2 separate regions of the Homo sapiens genome follow, and region 1 is linked to region 2. A link is a contact called in ENCODE Hi-C data. All regions are on one chromosome and are shown on one strand. Each heading gives the region's core, a stretch centred on a gene start or an enhancer-like site at or near the end of the contact. The rest is flanking DNA. Distances are from core to core; before and after follow the strand shown. Region 1 overlaps GRM7 (glutamate metabotropic receptor 7). Region 2 has its middle 340 kb from the start of GRM7-AS1.

Region 1 (4,217 bases), core at 1,048-3,547, 370 kb after region 2:
AGGTTAATTGGTTTTAATTAGCTTGCATACCTTATCAGAACCAAAATAGTTTCTTTAGTCTGACAAATCTTTGGAGCATAGAGAATACTTTTTTAGAAGAAACGTTTTCCATTAGTTACAAAATGCTATAGCTTCTTTCCTTCTCAGGACTCAGTTTGACTCCCATCTGTTTACACTTCTCTATGTGGAAACAATTCCAGAAGTTTCCAAAATATATAGTTGGTATTTGCTTGTCCCAGTAGCTGTGTCCTGACCAGACACTCTGCAATAAGCCCACTGCTGTGGCTCCTCTTTCCAAGTTGTCTAGACTGGATTTTTCCCTGCCTCTTTCTCAGCCTGGTTCTCTAGGCTCAAAAGAGAAAATTCCATTTAATCCCCTTTTCTGAAATTAACCAGAGTCAATTTCTGCTGTTTACAATAAAATATCCCTATCTGAAAAGCATTTATCCAACTAATGTTTTTTAAATGCCCACAATCTGTCAGGCATTTGTGATTCACTGTTGGGTAAACAATAGGTCTATGCTTGTAGAAGCTCACACTGAAGACATAATTATAAAAATGGTGATATGAAGGCTGTCTGATAAAAGATGGTAGGTGTGAGAGCTATGGTATGTTTCTTTAAATATGGTACAGTGGTTTGAATGTTTCCCCCAAAAGCTCATGTACTGGAAACTTAATCCCTCATCTCTCACTAATGGATTAATGTTGGCTCTGCCCTCATGAGTAGATTAGTGGATTAATGAGGGTTCTGCCCTCATTCATGTTGTCTTCACAGGACAGGGTTTATTATCTGGGAAATAGATTTGTTGTAAAAATAAACTGTATCTGACTCTCCTGCTCCTGCCTTTTTGCCAAGAGCCTTTATGCCCTGACATGTTATGACACAAGAAGAAGGCCCGTATGAGGTACAGGCACCGTGTTCTTAGACTTCTCAGCCTCTAGAACTGTGGGCTAAATAAACATTTTTCCTTTATAAATTACCCAATCTGTAATTTCTTATAGCAACAGAAAACAAATTAAGACAGAAAATTCTACTAAGAAGTGGGATTGTTGGTATAACAAATACCTAGTAATGTGGACATGGCTTTGGAACTGGGTAATGGGCAGAAGCTGGAAGAATTTGGAGGAGTAGGCTAGAAAAAGTCTTTATTATCATGAATGGGGCATCAAGAGTGATTCGAGTGAAAGCTGGGAATAAGAGAAGACTAGGGAATGTCTGGACCTTAGAGATTACTTAAGTAGTTATGACTAGAATGTTGATAGAAATATGGACAGAAAAGGCTATTCTGATAAGGTCTCAGATGGAAATGAGAAAGGAGGTGTTGGAAACTGGAATTAAGACCCCCTCCTCCACCTTGTTATTAGGTAACAATGAACTGTGCCTGTGCCTGAGGGTTTTATAGAAGGCAGAATTTAAGAGTGATAAATTAGGATATCTGGTCAAAGAAAATAGCTAAGCTACAAACCATGCAGGCTGCTTAATGGCTATTTTTAACCACTTACAGTAAAATATAGAAGAAAGAGTTGATTTAAAGACAGAATTTATAATTACAAGGGAAGCAGAGTGCAAAGATTTGGAAAACTAGCAGCCTGGTGATGCGGTAGAGAATGAAACAACATGGAACCCATTGAGAAGGAAATTAGTATGGATCAAAGAAAGCCAGAGGCTATTAATCAAGACATTGGGAGAAAAACTTGGAAGACATTTTAGAGATCTTTGAGGCTGCCTTTCCCATCACAGGCCCAGACCTCCAAGAAGGCAGAATGGTTAAGGGGTTGGGCAGCTGGCAAGGGCCACCTCAGGTCTCTGCTCTCTGCATTCCAGCACATGGTGGCCTCTCCAGCTATGGCTCAAATGGTCCCAGTGCTTCAGAAGGTATAAACTATAGAAGGTATAAGTCATCGAAGGCATAAGTCACATGCCTTGGCAGTGTTCATGTGGCTCTAATTGTGCAGGCATGCAGAAAGCAAGAGCTGTGAACACATGACTTCCTCCAATTAGATTTCAAAGGATATCACAAAAGTCTAGGGGCCTAGACATAGACCACACGGTGGTTTGTCACACAAGTAGAGTTACTGCAGAGAGACCACAGTCAGCCAAAGCTGAGCTAAAATTTGGGATTGAAGTCAAAGCTGCTGCTAAGAGCTCCCTCTAGGGCAATGCCCAGTAAAGCCATAGGGTCAGGGTCACCCTCAAGACTCAAGAATTGTAGAGCCACCAGTGTGTAACACCAACCTGTGACAACTGCAGGCAAGGGACTCAGTCTGTGAGAACTGCTACATAGGCGGAGCCCTCCAAAGTCATAGGGGTGGGGCTGCCAGAAATTTTGTGGAGGAGGGGGTCCAAATCCCCACTGTGTCCTGGAGGCAACACAGAGTGAAAAATCATTCTGAAGCTTCAATGAATAATATTGTTTCTCCTGTTAGATTTTTGACTTACTTGGAACCAGTTATGCCTTTTTTCTTGCTTCCTTTCCCTCTCCTGGAATGTGAATGTTTATCTTGTGTCTGTCCCACCATTGTATTTTGAAAGTAGATAACTTGTTTTGATTTCACAAGTTCACAGCTGGAGGAAATTTGCCATGGGATGAATCATACCTTGAGTCACTCATATCTGATTTAAATGAGACTCTGGACTTTGGACTTTGAGTTGATACTGGAATGGTTAAGACTGTGGGGCTATTAGGATGGAATTAATTATTTTGCATGTAAGAAGGACATTAATTTTGGGGGCTAGAGACAGAATGCTATGGCTAAAATGTGTATTCCAAAGTTTATTTGTTGAAAATTGAATCCCTCTATTCCCATGAATGAATAAATTAATGAATTAATGAGGCTCTGCCCTCATGAATGGATTAATGTTGCTATCATGGGATTGAATTCATTATCGTGGGAGTGCCTTTATTATAAAAAGCAACCTCTTTCTGGTTCTTTTGCTCTTGCCTTTTCTTATCATGTGATGCTCTCTGCCATGTTATGGCAAGCAAGAAGGCCCTTACCAGATGCAGACACCATGCTATTGAACTTCCCAGTCTCCAGAACTGTGAGCTAAATAAACTTCTTTTCTTTATAAACTACTCGGTCTGTGGTATTCTTTTATAGTAAGAGAAAGTAAACTAAGATATATGTTGATAGAGGAATTACTCTAAGATGGGGGAGTATAATCTTAGAGCTCAGATCTATCTAAAGAGAAGGAGGCAGCTGATTGGAGAACTGAGGCATGAATATGCTACCTAGAGGGAAGAAGAAGTACAAAGAAGCAGGAAAAAGCTTGGCAATTTCAAGAAAAGTGGTTCAGCCATCTGACCTATTAATGTGCCCTGGTCTCTCCTTATTCTCGTTCTTCTCAGTCACTTGTGATAATAAAATCCTTATGAGGTAATCCTACTCCAAAAATGATATTATCTTTCTCTAAAAGTATTATACCACAAAATTTTTTATTGAGTCTCAACTTTTTTTCATACATTTGAGGCTTGTTACCCAAGATAATTTTAAATCTTTTCAGAGTTGCAAACATGTCAGATATTTTGTTTATATTCTCATATATTAGGTACATGGGTAGGTATTCTATAAAAGTGCATCTGTTGATATTCCCAGTGTCCATCCACAGAGAACAGATTATTGTTAGTTTGGTAGCATGTGAGGCAATAATGCTATAACAATGTTGCAGCATTTTGACCTATAAGTTGCCTTAGCTCTGCATTCATTAATTAAAGCAGTTAGGATGAAAATCTTTATATATCTCGTCTGGCCTGAAAAAGCTGACAGTTCAATTGGAGTTATTGGTTAAGTCCCTAAAGTTACAAGCTTTTATAATTAGCAATTGACTTCAGAGGATTTAAAAAACAACAGTGACAAACATGCCGACATTTCCAATCCCTTCTAACATACAGAAGTAATCATCTATCATACACCACATTAGCACCATCTACAGACAGTGCATGTACAGAGTGGGCGATCCACTCTGTACTGAATGATTAGAAGATACTGTTTTCAGCAGAATCGATTTGAAAAGAAGGAATAATCACCAGAGAAGTGCCAAATAGTGGGTATGCAATCTGCCTGGAATAATCCTAGAAGTCAAAAGAACTGAAATATATTGCATTTGATGTGATACATAAGGAGGACTCAGGCAAATCCTGAGAAAGTGTGTGTGTGTGTGCATGTGCGTGCACATTTTATTCTCTTGGTGGAAAGGTCACTGTCATCTAGAAAAG
Region 2 (4,060 bases), core at 841-3,340:
CGTGCCCTTGGGGGTTTGATTATGATATAAGGTGAGTTCAGTCAACTGGCTTCAATTCTAGTCTGTTCCTGGGTCTTGGAGGAGTCCTCTGATTCCTATCTCCAGGCCACTGTTTTCTGTTTTTTTGTTTGTTTATTTGTTTGTTTTGGTGGGAGGGGGGTTGTTCTGGTCCACAGGGCTCCCTCAGGTTAGGGGCCACAGTTGGTAGATGGGCTATATCCTTGCCAGGTCAGTGCTAATCTGTTGTCCAAGTGCTTTCCGGGGAATACAGGGTTGTGCCTGCCCAGAGTTCAGGCAGAAGTAGAATTATGGAAGCTCTAGCAGTTGTAGTTTGCCTGGCTATCAGCGGCAGATGTGGTTGGGGGTTGCCCTCCCTGCTGTCCAGTTGCTTCTTGGGACACAGGAGGCTGCACCCACCTGTTGAGTTCACATAAAATTGGGACCACTAGGCTGGGAGCTCTAGCAGACATTGTCTGCTTGGCTACCAGTGGCAGGGGTAGGTGGCCTCACCCACCCTGCTATCTGAGCATTTCTCAGAGCCACCGGATAAATGTATCATCTGGCAGAATCCACACAGCAGCGGTACCATTAGGCTAGAAGTTCTGGCAAGTTTTGCCTGCCTGGCTACCAGTGTGTAGGGGTCTCCTACCTTGCCACCCAGGAACTTCCTGGGACAACAGGAGCCTGTGGCTGCCAGCTGAGTTCAGGCCAAAGTAGGACAGCTGGGCTGGAAGCTGGCACCAATCTTTTCTGGTAAGGGAATGGGGTGGAGCAATCCTGTTGTTCCCAGGCACTATGATTACAGACTCTAGTGAGGCTGTGTTGCCAGTGCTGGTCTACTCTGGGGCCCAAGGCTTGTAGAGATTTCCTTGAACTTAAGAGTTGCCCTCACAGAATGTCCAGATGGCTCTCTACCCCAGTCTAGAAGGAAGGCTGCAGGAGGGATAGGGGGAATCTCTCATTCCCAGGAGAGGTTCCCAGACAGGTCCCTGTGGAGAGTTCATTCACTCACCCTTTCCTGCTTTTGAGAGGTACTCCCAGCTCTGCACTAAACTAATACAAGCTGGTTTCCAGCCTCACTCCTCTCTGCTCTCTCTGTTCCCCTGCTGCCTTGATGGAACCCGATGTAGTTTCTCAGATGACTGGCCTTGCAGGGCCAATGTTCGCCAGCCCTCTTGTTTCTTCTCTGTGAGAGTGGCATACATAACTGCTTCTAGTTCACCACCTTGGCCTAACCCCCACCTCATCTTTCTCCTTCCCAATTTTTTCTTTCTTTCTTTTTTTTTAATTTTTTTTTCTTTTATGAGATGAAGTCAGACTGTCACCCAGGCTGGGGTGCAGTGGTACAATCTCAGCTCACTGCAGCCTCTACCTCCTGGGTTCAAACGATTCTCCCACCTCAGTGTTCTTGAGTAGCTGGGAATACAGGTGTGCACCACCACACCCAGCTAATTTTTGTAGTTTTAGTAGAGACGGGGTTTTGCCATGTTTCCCAGGATGGTCTTGAACTTCTGAGCTCAAGAGATCTCCCGACCTCGGCCTCCCAAAGTACCGGGACTGCAGGTATGAGTCACTATGCCCAGCCCTTCCTTTCCAAACTTCATAGAAATGACCTATCCCTAGTAAGCTGTTTACAGATAGAAATAACAGCTCTCAGCATTATTAACAAATTATTTTAAGGTAAACTCCATGAAGGGAGAACAATTAGATGTAAAAATAAAAATGGGCTGTTTGTCTATTTCACCACTATTTTTCCATACTCTTTCTGAATAACTGATAAATTATCTTGCTGTGTTTGAGCATTAGACTTAGACATTTGTGATTAGAAAACCCCTCAACTAGTCATATATAACCAACCCTGAGTTCTGGCATTTTTCACAGGTTACTATTGGCACTTTCATTTTCTTGTGTAAATAAACCCAAGGCAATTAAATGACATCTCCCTCTATCAGCTTAAAACAGGATGAAAGGCATGATTCAATAACTTCCTCCCTATACCCAGGCTCCACACAATTTCCTGTTGCTATTTTGTGAAGAGACTTTGATGTGGTTTGGTTCTATGTTTCCACCCAAATCTCATCTCAAATTGTAATCCCCCACATGTTGAGGGAGGGACCTGGTGGGAGGTGATTAGATGATGGGGGTGGATTTGCCTCGTGCTGTTATCATGACAGTGAATGACTTCTCATGAGATCTGATAGTTTCAAAGTGTGGCACTTCCCCGCTTGCTTTCTCTCTCTCCTGCCACCATGTAAGAAGATGCTTGCTTCTCCTTTGCCTTCTGCCATGATTGTAAGTTTCAGGAAGTCCCTCTAGCCAAGCGGAACTGTGAGTCAATTAAATCTCTTTTCTTTATAAATGACCCAGTCTCAGGTCACTTATAGCAGTGTGAAAACAGACTAATACAGACTTCTTAAACAATCTATTTTTTGTCATTTGTTCACCCACCACCCCATGCATCTTCATAACAAGTACCCTGTTCTTAAATACCCACATATCACAAATTTACTGCTTAAACATTGTTTTCTTTCAAGTTCCATGTGATTTATTTCTACAAAAGTGATAGGATTTATGAATCTTTATTTTTTGAAATAAGTGCAATTTAAGAGAAAAATGAAAAGAAAACCACATTTTTTGAACCATCTGAGAATAAGCTACATGTGATGTTTCCTGGAATATGTTGAATATTTCAGCCTATATTCTCCATGAACATTCTCTTTGTTTATAGAATAATCATAGAATTACCATCAAAATCAAGAAATTAACATTACTACATTACTAACAGCCATTCAAGTTTTGCCAAATATCCCAGCAATGTCTTTTATAGCCAAAGGAATAAATAAGAGTCACATTTGGCCCACAGTTTCATATTATTTTAGGCTCTTTCAATTTGGAATAGTTCCTAGTCTTTCCTTGAAACTTTTTGAAGAGTGTAGGAGAGTTATTTTTTAAAGAAAGTCCTTCAAGTTTATCTGATGTTTATTTCATGATTGAATTCAGGCTATGCCTGTTTGGCAGGAATATCACACAAATGACTCCACATTCTTCTTGCATCTTATCAGGGAGTGCATGATTTCAATGTGACTCATCAATAATGATATTCACTCTAATCACTTAAGGTAGTGTTTGCCAGGTTTCTTTACTATAATGTTTTTTCCCTTGCGTATTTAATAAATACAATCATTCTTCAGCAACCTTGGGTGACTGGCTCCAGGACCACCTGTGAATACCAAAATCCACTGATACTCAATTCCCTAACATAAAATAGTGGAGTGTTTGCTCATAAGAAGCTTGTCCAACCGGTGGCCCAGGATGGCTTTGAATGCATCCCAACAAAAATTCATACACTTTCTTAAAACATTGAATTTGTTTGCAATTTTTTGAAATTTTTTAGCTCATCAGTTATCATTAGTGTTAATATATTTTATGTGTGGCCCAAGACAATTATTCTTCCAATATGGCCCAGGGAAATCCAAAGTTTGGACACTCCTGGCTTATAAGCTGTACATATCTTCCTATATACTTTAAATCATATTTAGATTACTTATAATAGCTAATATGTCAAGGCTATATAAAATAATCATATTGTATTGCTTAGGGAATAATGACAATATTTTAAAAGTTTGTATGTGTTTAGTACAAATGCAACCCTCCATTTTTTTCCTGAATATTTTCAACTTGTGGTCGGTCGAATACACAAACGTGGAACCTAGGGATCCAGAGAACTGACTGTGTTTGGGAAAATATATTGAGACTATGTAAATACCCTGTTACCCATCAACCTTTTACCAACTACCACTGGCATTCATTTCTACATTAGTTAGAATTCAACTCTGAGGTAGTTGGTTTTTTCCCTTAGTTTTTTAATGTATTAACTTTCTTATATCCATATAGACTCATGGATTCCAATTTTATTTTCAGTTGATTATAAACCATTACTATAATTTACTTTGATGCTCAGATTGTCCCAGATTTGGTCAATGGGCATCACTTTGTTAGATGCAGTGCCTGACATGACTCCACCATTCTTTGAACACATCCTTACACTCTGTCATAGCAA

Evidence for each region. A loop is a pair of places that touch in the nucleus more often than their neighbours do. Pooled maps may share reads with other maps.
Region 1: a loop to region 2 is called in a map of endothelial cell of umbilical vein, with 14 times the contacts of the local background. The contact joins two enhancer-like sites. A Hi-C loop is called at or near these places in 4 of 168 maps with a recorded cell type or tissue (Calu3, HCT116, PC-9 and 1 more) and 3 of 50 pooled maps.

Annotation. Positions count from the first base shown.
Region 1 is chr3:7,503,336-7,507,552 of GRCh38, reverse strand. The region is part of intron 7 of GRM7 (glutamate metabotropic receptor 7); the gene reads right to left. Among named protein-coding and RNA genes, the nearest start is that of GRM7-AS1, 30 kb to the left of the region's middle. Within about 2 kb of position 2,297, at least 5 of the 41 ENCODE cell types and tissues checked have a DNase peak (open chromatin) inside an H3K27ac peak, as active enhancers do; they include HCT116 and endothelial cell of umbilical vein, where a contact is called at or near this core.
Region 2 is chr3:7,875,026-7,879,085 of GRCh38, reverse strand. No RefSeq gene overlaps it. Among named protein-coding and RNA genes, the nearest start is that of GRM7-AS1, 340 kb to the right of the region's middle. Within about 2 kb of position 2,090, at least 3 of the 41 ENCODE cell types and tissues checked have a DNase peak (open chromatin) inside an H3K27ac peak, as active enhancers do; they include HCT116 and endothelial cell of umbilical vein, where a contact is called at or near this core.